2 separate regions of the Homo sapiens genome follow, and region 2 is linked to region 1. The links are chromatin loops, found by intact Hi-C in ENCODE. Cell type or tissue: dorsolateral prefrontal cortex. All regions are shown on one strand.

Region 1 (8,000 bases):
CACATTTTATTGTGTTGTATATGAGGCTTAGCGATCATTCGTCAGTTTTACTGAAATGGATTACTTGCAGAGCTGCTTAATAACTGAAAAGACATTTAACTTCCTGAAAAACTCTCTCCTTTAGCCTGTTACTTTGCTCTTACCCAAACTAAAATATATTGCTTGTCTCTAGTTCAAATTTTGGTGCAAATGCAGGTAATGGCAATGAGCTCCCAGATTGAAGAAGGCTGAGTTAATCCTATTTGTTAACTTCAATATTTTATATAGCGCTCTGGGCTGTGAACTTTCAGATTTCAAAATAAAGATTCTTGGGTTTCAAAGTCTCCAGTTTTAGAAAACTTTAAATTATTAGTTTGGCATCCTACCTAGACCAACCATTCTATATGATCTACCCTAAAATTGATAACTAACAGTGGTTTATCATCATTATTTTACACTTATTATCAGGATTTTTTTTTTAAAAGATAGGGTTGCTCAGGCTGGAGTGCAGGGGCATGATCATGGCCAACTGCAGTCTTGAACTCCCAGGCTCAAGCAGTCCTCCTGCCTCAGTCTTCTGAGAGCTGGGACTACAGGCGCACACCACCATGCATGGCTAATTTTAAAAATTTTTTTGTGGTGACAAGGTCTTGCTATGTTGCCTGGGCTCAACAGATCCTCTTGCCTCAGCCTCTCAAAGTGTTGGAATCACAGGCATGAACCATCCCACCTGTCCTTTCATCAGTATTTTTTATACAAAGAATTGACACTTTTCTAAGATACTTATATTGGGAACACGCACACATATAGTTCTATCTATATGTTACATAATGTTCATAAAGGAAACAGAAAGATTTGTGTTAACCATTACTGTTTTGAAGGAAAGAATCATACACCCTTTATAGGAATAAGCATATATTGTGAAATCCAAACAGTTTTTAATTCATGAAGATGAAAGTGGTTTTTGAGTTTATTAAAATTTTCTTAGGTTAGCTGAACAAAGTGAAAGCACCAGTTATACTATCACATACAGGCCACCTTTAAGGTTCCTTCAGGTTGCAAATATTCAATAAAATTCTCACAGCAAAAGAGCAATATCACTTTACACTTAATGGTTGTCAAATACTTAATGGTTGTCAATCCCCTTTGGCAAACACAGTATAGTTCTCTCTGTACTGCTGGTCACACTCACAGGCCTGTAAAACAAGTGTATTAGAAATTCCCCGCCCCACACAGAGTGGCTGGAGCCTGGGGCCCCAGGGCATCCTGGGAGCGACTTCTTGTTCCTGTTTATGCCGGACTTCTTGTTCCTGTTTATGCCGTGCCAGTCACCCCCAAATTGCAGGTGTGGGTCTGCACTGCCTTGCTGCCCGGCCATTGGGCATCAAAGCTGCCCATGCTGGGGCTCCAAAGATGACATAAAATAAAGCAGCTTTGTTGTCTGCATCAATAGAAACAGGGTCAAACGGGGCGGAGAGGGCTAGTGCAGAGCGCCAAAATGTCCCTGATTATGGTATGACTCAAGAGTGGGGGCAGGGGAGAGAGCAGAGGGGGAGCTGACATGTGGCAGGGAGAGGGAGGAAGCCGGGGAGAGCTCCTCAGGCTTGGCTCAGCTTTACCCTAACTCACTGCCACACTTGGCACTAACCTTACGGCTCATGCTAGGTGCACATGTGCCAAGACCCACGTGAGGCACTCCACACACAGTATCTTATCTGATCTTTACAACCCAAGGGGGTAGAGGTGCTATTATCATGCCCATTACACAGATAAGGAAATTGAGGCTTAGTGAGATTAGAAAAGGCCCAAGCTATTAAACAGTAGAGCTGTACCTGGAACTCAGTCCAATCTTAAATCTTCTGCCAACATAACTCACATGAGTTACCTGGAATATAAAATTCAGGGAGCTGGACTGGCTGAGCCCAAGATACTTTCAAATTCCTAACAGCCAGTGAGATAAGATTCCTAGCAACTTCATAAGATATCTGCCTGAAATTTAAGTCTTCATTGTGTTCAAAAAAACTTCTAAAAGATTCCTTATTTAAAAAAAAAAAGTAATTAAGTACATGTTTAGGGCAGATGATAAAATACACACTTAACTGAATATGTACCATGGGCTACTACAATTACACCAGCTGTGGTATAATAGCACAATGTAAATCTGGAAAGAACTGTGTGACTGAAAAGTTGTCATCTAACATTTCTTGTCATTTTAAAAAAGGGAAAATAAATACTCCTCAAAGCTCCATTAAATCTTAATGAATCATACACAATATCCTTGAAGGATGTAAAATCTACTTCTAAGCCAATTATTTATTAAAGCCAATTGTCTCAGTTTCCTTCATGAAAAATATAATTAACACAAAACACAGTAACATTTATGTGGGCCTTTCCTTTTAAATTACTATATAGCCCAACTCAGAAAAGGTACCTTGATTCCTCTCCTGAGCAAGGCATTGACATTTACATCACATGCAAGTTCCCTCCAACACTGCAAAACACACAGGTTTGTTTTTTCGTGTGAGACTGGCTGACTGCAATGAGTATCACTCCTGCAGATGTAAGACTAAATTCACACTGGCAGGAAAAGAGAGGTTGCAATTAAGCTGCAAAAATGGGAATACTAAATAGCTACTGGACAAGGAATAAATAAGTGAGACCCAGCTGGTAACGGTTCTGAAATTACGGCATACAGGGGTGTCCCCACAAAGCCATCTCACAGTGTGACATTTAAAAAATAAACCTCACTAATTTATATCATTTTTAAGTCAAGCAAAGAATATGCTCATAAATCCTGAGAGGCATTATTAATGGCACTTAATTAATTCAGATATATTCACCCTAAACACTATGTTCTCAGACTAATACATAATTAGTAATTGGTTTTCATTCAGCCAAGAATATGCAAAAAGTACCAAAAAAGCCTCTCACATGTAGAGGAGACACTGAGATACTTAATCTGATTATAATGAAGACAATTCCCTACAAATTATGACATATTGAGATGAAACAGGAAGCACCCCTTGTGTGGAGCCCCTGTTGGGTATAAAGGCTGGCGGAAGTGGCAGGGGGCCTGGAGGGGGAGCTATTTCATGGCAGCATGAGCATGGGGGAAGACAGGAGATGTCGAGAGTGGGTTGGGAATTATCTTGAAAGGCCCGTGCATCCCTCCTCAAAAATCTCAAGACACAGATTGAAAAAGGGCTCACTTTATCTCCCAAGATACATTTCTACTACTTAAATATGAGGGCCTATTTTAAAACATAATTCAATAACAAAAATAACCAGAGCGAGCTAAGCACAAAGGGTTCAAGATCAATGAGGGCCCAACAGGAAGAAGTGTAACGCATAACTTGATATGATGACTATTCTAGATACTACTGTAATTAATTTCATAGGGAAATCAAACAATAAATATGTCATACCAGATTCCCTAGACTCTGCAAGTTTTGCAATTGCTTCTGGCTTCTACAAATGGATGCTCGCTAGGTTCACGACCTAAAATGTGATATGAGTTCAACATTACAGATAAAAATCTCTCCTCTCTTTCCCCACATCCCTTCCTATCAGTATCTTAAAATAGATACTTTCCACTTACTGGACTCATCCTAAGAAAACAAAATTCCTTTGTGACTCTGTGGCTGATAAAGCACACAAGGATTCCTTCCACCAAACAAATGACTTTGAACAATTTCTGCCCTGAGGTTCATTCGCTTTAAGAAGTGAATGAACAGAGAACTAAAATTAGGACTATTAAGAGATAAGAGTTGAGGGTATCCAGAGCTATTGAAGTGACTCACAGCTGGAAGTTCTGACTTGTTTTGTCCCTGTCCCGCAAACAGAAGGGCCCTGCAGTTGTGATCAGAACTTTCACTTGTTCTCCACAAAGGTTTAAAAAATGACCTCAGGTGCATTGCTAAGAAAATATTTTCCATAATGTCACCTAAAAAAGGCCATCACATTGCACAATCCCCTCCACACCATGCTCTTCTCTCTCCAGAGCTATCTGCACACAATTTATTTCTGGAGAGGTGCAGAGGGCTTGGCTGGGAGCTGAGAAGCAGAGACAATACAGCTTCCAGGGTTAGAATCATGTGCAGGAACACAGTAGTAGGCTGCCTGGCTGACACAGAATTACCCACATTAGGTGCAATACCTACGACCTCTCCTTCAGAATACTTGAAAGTTGTGTCCAATTTGTTTGTAAAATGGGGAAACTACGACTATTTATACACCAAAGTTCATATTTTTGATGTGTATTGGTAGCAACCAGAACATACTTAGAACAAAGACCATCATAAAGGCATAATTTTTTCTTACTTTTTTCTACTAAGTGTCTTATTGGGAGAATGAGGGATTACCTAAACATTTTTAATCTGATTTTCACTATCTGATATTCATGTGTAATTGTTAATTTTGTACTGGGGGAAAAAATCACCAACTTGAGCACCAGCTCTCATTTGGAAATAATTTTTATAATATTACAATGAATATAGGTTGAAACAATTAAGAACTTTAAAAAAAAAAATGAAGTTCTAATATGATTCAGGCATGTAGCCCACACTTGGAATGCTGTGGCTCTCATTACAACCTACCCTGCAAACCAAATAGCAATTTGAAAGTTCTGAGGTTTCAGAGGGACAGGCAGGGCAAATTAGAATCAGTTACAGAGGCAGGAAAAAACGGGCAGCTGAAAATGTCTGGGAAATGTACTTTTATTTGTCTTGAGGCAAGAGGTCAATTTTCTACAGCTGCTTCATCAATATTCATTTTCTTTTTCTTTTTTCTTTTTTTTTTTTTTTGAGACAAAGCCTCGCTCTGTTGCCCAGGCTGGAGTGCAATGGCATGATCTTAGTTCACTGTAACCACCGCCTCCTGGGTTCAAGCAATTCTCCTGTCTCAGCCTCCCGAGTAGCTGGGACTACAGGTGGGCGCCACCACGTGTGGCTAGTTTTTGTATTTTTAGTAGAGATGGGGTTTCACCATGTTAGCCAGGCTGGTCTCGAACTCCTGACCTCAGGTGATCCACCCGCGTTGGCCTCCCAAAGTGCTGGGATTACAGGCATGAGCCAACACGCCCAGCTAATATTCATTTTCTAAGACCATTTCTCAAAAGTTGATGTCTATCTGCAGATAAGACAAAAATCAAAGATCCAAGTATATTTTAATTAACATTTTCTTCTGAAATCTGAGCTACCTTCCAATATCTAGAAAAGAAATGCTTTTTTTGACAAGCCAAATAAAGTTATTCTGATATCAAAGGTGAGTAGGAATGAGAATAAAAGCACAAAGGTCATCCTTTCCAGGGTCCACAAACTCAAAAGCCTAAATTAATTCACTTCAGCAGATTTTTCAATTAAACAAGAATCATTAAGTCAATCTTTTGATTAATGGCTACTTGACTAAAATTAAAATGTCATCAGAAATATTTAAACTTTTGCTTAGAATCTTACTTTAATTTATAACATAGACACAAACTCTCCCATCTGTCAACTTGGTATCTGCAAGCTCAATCAGACTCTTACGGACATCCTTGCCGGCTGGCCCACTGTCAACTTCATACAAAAGAATGTAGTCATGTTAAAATTCTACCTCCCATGAACCACAGAATCTGACATAAAACTACTGAATTCAGGCCAAAAATTTATAATCTGGTACAGAGGTAATACTGGCTTTTTTAAAAATTCAAACAAAGACATTGCCAATGAAAACAAGAGCTTACAACGTGGTCCATTCAAAAGGGCCCCAGGCTCAGGGAGTCAGGAGACCTATGACTGAGCCCTGGTCAGCCACGTCACCACCCTCTGGCCTTGAGCAAAGTGCCCCAGCACTCTTGATCTCGCTTTATACTTTAAAAAACGAGTCTGAGAAGAGATCACAGTGATGTGTGCTTTGGCCCAGATAGTGATTTAGAAAATGCTTGAATTAATCACCAATCTTTTCAGACTTGAGAACATTTACATACAAATTTGGATTTCTGGCTTCTTTTAAAAATGGGAAGACCTGGCACCGGGCCCGGCATCACTCATCTGGTGCTGAGTAGCTGTGGGGATACACCCTCCAGCTGGGCACAGTTCCTGCCACTCCCTGGAGTCTCCTGCCTGGATGACTTGGCCCATTCCAGGGCTTTAGCCACCACAGGGCTCTGGTGCCTGCACTTGGGAGACATTCCCACAAATTCAAATGAATCACAAAACAACTTTCCAGAGATCCACTTAATTCCTGGAAGACACACATAACCTCTTTAAGTGTTTCATTTATGTGGATGTGGCAGTGCAGGGACAAAGATTGGAAGAAAAGCCACAGCTCCAATATTCTAATCAAAGGCATTGCAAGTTCCTGGTCTTCTTTTGAAACTGACACAGGGGACAGGGAAGAGATGCTAAATGAAGCTAATATGCCTGCAGTTGCCTGTAACCATGTCTTCAGCCACGTAAAGTTAAGCATCACCATTGATGCACAGAAAAGACGGGATAAGACAGATAAGAGCCACGTGCAGATGACATCATTTGAATCTCTGGACCTGGGGGATCTTGAGGCCAGCCTAATCCAACATCCTTTCCAGAGACAGAAACCAATCAATCCCCTAAGCTAGAGGAAGGTAAATTTCTGCCACTTGCAATTGAAGACACTCAAATACTTAATGGATGTCAAATAAGAACTTCACTCATCCAAATGGCATGACCACTAGCAATCACACAGCACTCTAAGAAACTGATCTTGAAAACTTCAAATAAACATTTTACTTTTTAGTCAGATATTTAATATGCTAAAATAATTTAATACTTCCCTGGTATCTTTCTTTCCATTCATCCTGGGATAAGGATGTTCTAAAACTAGAGTTCCCCAAGTAAGCTGTGAAGGCAAAGCTTCCAGAAGGTGCTAGATGATACCAAGCTGGCCAGAAGCCCTAAATCTCATACCTAAATCTGGCTAGCCATGGAGAAGATGGGGAGGAGTTTGGTATGTAATACAGGTGTCCCTGGGTACCCCAGATAACCACATCTACTGAAAAAGTAAGCAGTGAGTGACAGCTGTGCATTCAGAAAATCAATCACTGAAACACATCATTAATAAAACCTGTAAGACAATGGAGAAGGGGATGGCATGTACAGTTCAGCATTTTGAACTGAGATGTGTTCAGCAGACTTCACAGTTGGGACCTTCGTTAAGATTCCAGAAGGAAGCAATGAAATCCTAATTCTGTTACACCAGAACTTTTGTTTTTCTTTCCATGACCACAACAGAGGGGCCGCCTGCTTTCCTGCCCAGCATCCATCCTGAAAGAACAATGAGAGGAAGGGTACCATGCTGCCATTTACACTGCTTTCCCGGATTCCCATTTTAAGAGATGACCTGACCATGCATTTTTATCTCTTTTCCTTCCAGAAGCTCTGCTAAGATGACAGTAAAGGAAGTTAGAGATTGGGGGAAAATCAAAAACACCACCACCAAACATGACAAGAACATTGGAGAGCAGACAATAGAAAACGAGAAATGTCAAAGAATTTTTTAAAGACAGAAAAGTAGTAGAGGATTGTTAGCAGACAGAAGAGGAGACAAAGCTGCTACCTCTGTGCCGGTGGCCACTCAATGCCATGTGCTCCCAGATGCTGAGGGGCTCCACAGCTGGGGTTCAGGTGGCAGAAAGACGGTGCGCTGCCTGTTGCTGTCCATGCCATCCCATCGCATGAGAGGCACAGGACTGATTCCTCAGAAACCCCAGCCCAAGAAGCTTCGGGCACGGGAAGACCCAGCTCACACAGGGCTGGGCTGGGCGTCACGGAGCACGGGAGGAGCCAGTTACCATCTGTGCTCTGAGGCCTGGGCCCTCTGCCGCTGTCCCCTGCTCTGCTGCAATCGCACCTTTGGCCTGGGTCACTCCCCGAGGGGACACTGGAGGATTCCCATTCTGGCGGAAAGGCCCTAGAAATATTAATAATTCCGCCAGTGGGCGGCAGCACAAAGGCTGGCCTCTTCCCCACTGTCAGTGGACGGGCACCGCCACTCCACATACCCGG
Region 2 (8,000 bases), 140 kb after region 1:
TTTGTGGATTCAACCAACCACTGGTTGAAGATATTTGAGAAAACTAACAGGATGGTTCCATCTGTACTGAGCACATACAGACTTGTTTTCTTGCCATTATTCCCTCAACAATACCGTATAGTAATTATTTACATAGCACTTACGTTGTTCTAGGTATTATAAGTAATCTACACATGATTAAAAGTATATGGGAAGATGTGTTCAGGTTATACACAAATACTACCCCATTTTATATTAGGGACTTGAGCATCTTTGAATTTTGGCATGGGGGAGTGGGCTGTGGGGAGGGGGTGGGGGTGAGGGTTGATCCTGGAACTAATTCCCCGAGAGTACTGAGGGATGACTGTAATTCATTCTTCCCATCACTCAGATTAAAAAATTATTAAGACTGACATATTTGCTTCATCTCTCTTTTCTTTTACTTTTTTAAGTTTGCTGAAGAATTTTTAAGCGAGTGCCAGATGTATAATTTTACCTCGACTTATATCAATATCCATCTCTAAAAAACGTGGACTTTAAAAACTAACAACAATACCTAATCAATTAACAATAATTCCTTGGCATCATGTAAGAGTCAGTCCATAATTAATTTCCCTAATTGCTTTCAAAATACCTTTTCTTCATGCTGTTTTTTCACATCAAATTATAAGCATGTATTTTAATAAGACGACTGACTGTGTTCCTGTGATTCCAGAAAACAGCGATGATGCCGAGGCGAGATCTCCGGTCTCAACAACTAATGGTTGTTTGCAAACATTAAACCATTATGCAAAGTATGATGTAATGTGCTCAGATGTGTGAATTTCATAGTCCATCAATTAAAAGAAAAAAATTGGCAAGATCCATCCTTTTTTTTTTTTTTTTTTTTTTTTTAGTTTAGTTTTGTTCTTTAAAAAGAGGGAAAATAGGGCCGGGAGCAGTGGCTCACGCTTGTAATCCCAGCACTTTGGGAGGCTGAGGCGGGTGGATCACCTGAGGTCAGGAGTTCGAGCCCAGCCTGACCAACATGGAGAAACCCTGTCTCTACTAAAAATACAAAATTAGCCAGGCATGGTGGCACATGCCTCTAATCCCAGCTACTCAGGAGGCTGAGGCAGGAGAATCGTTTGAACCCAGGAGGCGGAGGTCACAGTGAGGTGAGTTCGTGCCGTTGCACTCCAGCCTGGGCAACAGGAGCCAAGACTCTGTCTCAAAAAAAAAAAAAAAAAAAAGAGGGAAAATATATAATCTACCAACACTTTTATTTCATTTTTCAGAAGGACATTTTAATCCCCGAAAGTAGGAAAACTTCATTTCACAATGACAGGTCTTCTAGGAAAGGACATTTAGTAAATCTGGAAATGTTTTTTAGAATATGGATTTGCCAGTTAAAAAAATAATTCAAAATTATTAATGTTGGGGCTGGGCGCAGTGGCTTATACCTGTAGTCCCAGGACTTTGGGAGGCCAAGGCAGACTAATCACTTGAGCCCAGGAGTTCATGACCAGCCTGGGCAATATGGCGAGATCTTATCTCTCCTAAAAATACAAAAAAACTAGGTGGGCATGGTGGCATGTGCCTGTAGTCCCAGCTATTCGAGAGACTGAGGTGGGAGGATCACTTGAGCCTGGGAAGTTGAGGCCGCAGTGAGTGGTGATGGCACTGCTGCACTCCAGCCTGGGTAACAGAGTGAGACCCTGTCTAAAACATAAAAAAAATTGACATCAAATGTTGCAAGTATATGGTGAAAAACATTATTCAGTATACCTAGGATCAAAAGAAGCTGCATAATGCAGTGATTGAGCTTACAGGGTCTGGAGTCAGACAGACCTGACCACTTACTTGACCTTTTAATACTTTAGTCTTCTCATCTGTCAAATAGGATAACAACAGTTCTTACTCCTAAGATTCTTATCAACAGGAATGTAAAATATCTAACACATTATTTGGCACATAGTATGTACTTAACAAATTCTAGCTAATTATTAACTTCTGAATATTCAGACAGCATGACCAAAGAACATAAACAAACTCAGCCTCTCTTCTGGACTTGGTTTTCATAGAACTTGGAAGGTTGGTGGGGAAACTCCATTTTTATCTTCTCAAGTCAGATGATTGTTTTTGTCAGCCTGCTGTTGTGTAGAGCGGGTAGAATTAATGATAGCTCTAGGGGGATGTATTTGAAAAGAAGAGCATATTAAGTGTTGACAGGGTTCTTTCTTTCTTGTTTGTTACATATTTTGGTGACTAAGTAGCAAAGCCTTTCTAAGTATGTCTTCCAAGTTGACATGCTAGTCATATTTTCTAAGCTTTTCCATAATTCCCTCCTAACTTTTCTAAGGACTATAGAGTTGATTTAATAAAAACAAATTCATTGTTATAGATTGAAAAACTGGCCGGGCGCAGTGGCTCACACCCGTATTCCCAGCACTTTGGGAGGCCAAGGCGGGCGGATCATGAGGTCAGGAGATTGAGACCATCCTGGCTAACACTGTGAAACCCCATCTCTACTAAAAATAGAAAAAAATTAGCCAGGCATGGTGGTGGGTGCCTGTAGTCCCAGATACTTGGGAGGCTGAGGCAGGAGAATGGTGTGAACCAGGAGTCAGAGTTTGCAGTGAGCGGTGATTGCACCACTGCATTCCAGCCTGGGTGACAGAGCAAGACTCCATCTCAAAAAAAAAAAAAAAAAGAAAAAAAAAAAGAAAAACCGAGGTACAAAATAATTCTATAACTTGCTTAACCATAATAATAGCTAACGTATATTGAGACTTAACCTTCTGACTGCTTTATGTTAATCTTCTCTCATATGACCCTCGAAGCAATACTGGGAGGTTGGTGTGATTTCACCCTCATTTTAAAGACAAAGGAAACTGAGGCGCAGGGAGGTTAAGAAACTTGCCCAGGATCATAAAGCTGGTAGATGTGAGTGTCAGGATCCATGCTGGGCCGTCTGGTTTCAGAGTGTGTGTTCTTAATCCCTCTAAATGTGACTTCTCATGGGATGTTTAGCATGAATGACTCAGATAAGGCTTGGGCTCTAGTCCCTCATTTATCGAGGTATCTTTTCCTTGGTTGTGGTAGTATTTCTTCACTGGTATCTCTTTCTCACCTCCCTTTTTTATTTTTTGAGACAGGTTCTCACTCTATTGCCTAGGCTGGAGTGCAGTGATGTGAACACGGCTCAATGCAGCCTCGACTTCCTGGGCTCAATTGATCCTCCCATCTCAGCCTCCCAAGTAGTGGGGGCTATAGCTGTGCACCAACCATGCCCAGCTAATTTTTGTTACTTTTTGTAGAGATGAGGTTTCTCCATGTTGCCCAGGCTGGTCTCAAACTCCTGAGCTCAAGCAATCTGCCTGCTTTGGCCTCCCAAAGTCCTGGGATTAGAGATATGAGCCACCAAGCATGACCTCATCCCAAATTTGTAAAAGAAAACTAAAGGACAAGATCTTTGTGTGAATCATCTCCCTATCATTCCCTCCTTCTCCATATGTCAGCACCACCAACTGCAACATCAGCAGAAGATACATTAAGTGGAATCCTCTTGTGTTCAAAGAGCAGCTCATCACCACAGCTGGAGTTAGGGGATGAAGAGGGGGAGGTGGGCAGGCCCCCTCCAACTCCTGTGAGCTGCCACATCTGGTCCCCTCTCTCTTTCACCCCCTGAGCCAGGAATGCAAACCAGAGGCAGTCTCCACCCCTCCATCAGCCCCAGGACCCCACTGTACCTCTTTGTTGTTTCACAAAGATGTGTTTGTTCGATCTTTCCATCTCCTCATTGTTTCTCTCTAAATAGAGAGAGAGAGATGAGGGCAGAGGAGGAATTGCAATCACACCCTTCAGAGGGGGAGAGACCAAAATACCATCCCATGCTTGTCAAAGGCACATTTCCTCAAAATGTCTCCTAACTGAAATTCACACTTTTTCTCTTCTTGTGCTCTTTAATCTGATTGATTGTGTGGGTATCTGAGGGAGCAGGGCTGTCCATTCAGAATTCATTTTGGCCACATAATGCTGTGATCGTGGCCTAATTCTGCACATAAAACCCAGGTTTTGATTGAGGACAAGATTTTTAAAAAATTCTTACACATAGTTATCTTATGGTCATTAGGGGATTAGAGAGATGCTTTTAGGAAAAAGAAGTAGCTGGAAAGATATTATAGGAGCCGTCCATTTGAGCAAAAAAGTATTTTTGAGACTAGAATTCCAGTCAAAAGTTTGGCTGAATGCAGTGGCTCATGCTTGTAATTCCAATGCTTTGGGAGGCCAAGGTGGGAGGATTGCTTGAGCTCAGGTGTTTGAGACCAGCCTGGGCAACATAGCAGGACCCTATCTCTACAAAAAATTAAAAAATTAGCTGGGGCTGGGCGTGGTGGCTCACACCTGTAATCCCAGCACTTTGGGAGGCTGAGGTGGGCAGATCACGAGGTCAAGACAGCGAGACCATCCTGGGCAACATGGTGAAACCCTGTCTCTACTAAAAATACAAAAATTAGCTGGGCGTAGGTGGCATGCACCTGTAGTCCCAGCTACTCGGGAGGCTGAGGCAGGAGAATCACTTGAACCCGGGAGGCAGAGGTTGCAGTCAGTCGAGATTGTGCCACTGCACTCCAGCCTGGCGACAGAGCGAGACTCCATCTCAAAAAATAAAGAAAAGAAAAGAAAAGAAAAAATTAGCTGGGTGTGGTGGTGCACGCCAGTAGTCCCAACTACTCAGGAGGCTGAGGAGGGGAGGATCGCTTGAGCCCAGGAGATGGAGGCTGCAGTGAGCCATGATTGTATCACTGTACTCCAGCCTGAGCAATAGAGCAAGACCCTGTGTCTTTTTAAAAAAAAAAAGTTCTTAAAAAAGTTCCTGTTCTTTAAAAACCTTCCTTTGATTCTTTTACTGGATTTAAATAATGTCATCTCTTTCAGATTAGATTTTGATGGTGATTTCTTTGCTTTCCTCAGAATATCTAAAGGTTTATATCAGCTATGCACATAACCCAAGTTTGACCAGTTTTCGATTGTTTCACAATGTGGTCCATGCTCTGGGGTTTATATCCCTGGGGAGGACTGGTGGGCTCCCCTGACGAAGCATAACTGGATGAAGGGGAGGAGGGTCCCAAGGCACAGGGAGGTTAATAGGTACAAAAATACAGTTAGATAGAAGGAGTAAGTTCCAGCCTTCTGTAACACAATAGGGTGACTCTAGTTAACAAGAATTTATTGTAAATTTTAAAATAGCTAGAAGAGATTTGGAAATGTTCCCAAACACAAAGAAATGATAAATATTTAAGGTGATTTGGCTTCCCATGGCACCATGAGGAAGAAGATGATGAGGATGGAGCCCAGAGGGCAGATGGCACATGCACTTAGGAAGTAGAATTGAGAAAATGCAGTGATCAATTTGAGGTGATCAATAACCCTGATTTGATCATTATACACTGTATGCTTGTATCAAAATACCACATCTCCCATAAATATACACTATTATGTTTCAATAAAAATATATTTTAGAAAAAGAATGAGTGTTGGCCAGGGGTGGTGGCTCACACCTGTAATCCCAGTACTTTGGGAGGCTGAGGCAGGTAGATTCCTTGAGGTCAGGAGTTCAAGACCAGCCTGGCCAACATAGTGAAACCCTGTCTCTATTAAAAATACAAAAATTAGCCAGGCAAGGTGGGGTGCACCTGTAACCCCAGCAACTCGGGAGGCTGAGGCAGGAGAATCGCTTGAACCTGGGAGGCAGAGGTTGCAGTGAGCCCAGAGCTCCCCACTGCACTCTAGCTCGGGCAATAGAGTGAGACTCCATTTCAAAAACAAAAACAAAAAAAAAAAAAAGAAAGAAAGAAAAAGAATGAGCGTTGAAGGAGAACAACGAGTCCAGAGATGAGTGGGCAGGGTGGCTGGGAGGTGAAGGGTTCCTGTGGGATGGCACTGGGGGTGGGTTGTGCTGCAGTTGTGCAGTGGGGCAGGGGTGGTGCTGGGACACTGGGAAGAAGCTGACCAGGGAAAGGTCTTTTGTGCACAGCAAGCTGCCTTCACTTCATTCTGATGCCATGGGGAAACAAGGAAGGGGTCCATACCCTATGCAGTGTGATAGCTATGATCACAGTTTTGTTTTAGTATGATCCCCTTGATCTGGGAAAAGGGCTTCCCATTTTGGAAGCAAACTTGAAGGAGGCCAGAGAAGACCCTATTGCAGCTATTCACATAAGAGGCCATTAGGTCCTAAGGTGAGGCGATGGTGTGGATGGAGCCCAGAGGGCAGATTCCACATGAACTTAGGAGGTAGAATTGAGAGGACATGGTGATAAATTGGATGTGATAGGCAGGGAAAGGAAAGGACCTAGGGTCCTTTGTTTAATTAAGTTTTGGCATTTATGACTCGCTGTGTTATTCCCAGTTATGACCTACAGAGTAAATCAAAATAATAACACAGACAAATAAGCCTGAGAAAGGGTTCAGTCAATGATCCAGGAGGGAGGAGCCGGATGTGAGGATCAAGAATCAAGCAAAACAACTAGAGTGCCAGGAACAGAAACTCAGGCTTCCAAGATGGGAGGAATCTGACAATTCTGCCAAACACTATCTAATTCACCCAAGACTGTTGAAGATGGCTGCACTCTCATCAGTGGTTAAGACCCACAGGTCTTCAGGGAACTTTAAAACTTCATCTCAGGCAAAATCTTCTGAAATGTGACATGAAATTGGTGGTAGTCCTATGGAGAAGGAAGCCTGCATTATATAGTTCCCCTAAATGACAAGCTGTGTACATGTAACACACATGCACACACACATATTGTGAGGGTGTCTTCATTTGAAGTTAACTGCTAGGAAACAGGCCATCACTTTATACTAGGCATTGATGTTCTCACATCCAGGGGTCATTGATGCACAGGGATCTTTTTGTCTCTTTGGCATGTACAGTATATGTCAGCTCTAACAAGTTCTCCATCTATTCCACATGGAAAGGGAAGTCCAAGACTGTTTACAGAAGAGAAAGAATTCAGGGTAATTTTTGTTCTGAGGTTCTGTTTTCCTTCTGGTCTAGTTTAGTGGAGAGACTGAAGTATTATAAATGTCCACTTAGATGTGCTGCTCTCACTTCAAAGCATAAGATTCTCCAAATATATTTATCAAATGAAGAAAGGAGGCTGGGCGCAGTGGCTCACACCTGTAAGTCCACCACTGTGGGAGGCCAAGGTGGGCAGATCACGTGAGGTCAGGTGTTTGAGACCAGCCTGGCCAACACGGTGAAATCCCATCTCTACTAAAACTACAAAAATTAGCCGAGTGTGGTGGTGTGTGCCTATAATCCCAGCTACTTGGGAGGCTGAGGCAGGAGAATCGCTTGAGCCTGGGAGGCGGAGGTTGCAGTGAGCAGAGATGGAGCCACTGCACTCCAGCCTGGGCAACAGATTAAGATTCTGTCTCAAAAAAAAAAAAAAAAAAAAAAAAAAGAGAAAACACATGATATATTTGCATATTTCCATTGCTAGTAATAGATTAGTGTATAAACATAACGTTAAAAAATAAACTGATGCCAGTCGCATGGTGTATCTTAAATGCAAATGTCTTCCAGACCAAAATTACCAGTGTCTCTAGAGCAATGATATAAATAACATGTGCTTACTTTTCAACTTACAAAAGAAATGACAAGACTAATGAGTTTTTGGTAGTCTCATAAATACCATGTCTGAAAATAGTTCATCAGTTTTTGGGACTCATCCATGAAATGCTTACATATTGTTTCAGTAAGGTACACATTTTGTCACACTTTAGCGGTTTGGAAAGAGTACCATCAATAATGAGATTAAGGAGAATTGTACAATTTGCATGGGAATTTAGGTATGAGAGAATTCTCCTAACATGTAAAATATCTGCAATTCTGACATCTTAGTACATTTGCATGAAGGTAACTGAGGGCCAAAAAAGAAAAAGGCGCTATATTGTGTCAAACATGAGACCTCCCCTGAAATTCCCATTTCGGTTACACACTGTTTGCTACATCTGAAGATGAAATTGTTCTC

The links. Hi-C counts contacts between places; a loop is a spot of excess contacts. Peaks named below come from ENCODE experiments on the same cell type or tissue, not always from the same donor. Only the 100,000 strongest peaks of a DNase experiment are listed, where the experiment ranks them.
Region 2: a loop joins it to region 1, with 4 times the contacts of the local background. A loop is called at or near these places in 4 of 110 quality-filtered maps.

What each region holds. Positions count from the first base shown.
Region 1 is chr10:22,614,674-22,622,673 of GRCh38, forward strand. The region is part of intron 1 of PIP4K2A (phosphatidylinositol-5-phosphate 4-kinase type 2 alpha); the gene reads right to left. Among named protein-coding and RNA genes, the nearest start is that of PIP4K2A, 96 kb to the right of the region's middle. RefSeq lists enhancers at 789-1,357, 1,097-1,166, 1,217-1,266, 1,297-1,536 and a silencer at 3,767-4,061. In dorsolateral prefrontal cortex, CTCF peaks have their summits at 3,070 (motif pointing right), 3,270 and 7,936 (motif pointing right); DNase peaks (open chromatin) are centred at 1,438, 3,054, 6,008, 7,905 and 1 weaker place; H3K4me3 peaks cover 4,575 bases; H3K27ac peaks cover 8,000 bases.
Region 2 is chr10:22,758,341-22,766,340 of GRCh38, forward strand. No RefSeq gene overlaps it. Among named protein-coding and RNA genes, the nearest start is that of PIP4K2A, 48 kb to the left of the region's middle. In dorsolateral prefrontal cortex, no CTCF peak of the experiment used is centred here; DNase peaks (open chromatin) are centred at 713 and 3,641; H3K4me3 peaks cover 369 bases; H3K27ac peaks cover 7,571 bases.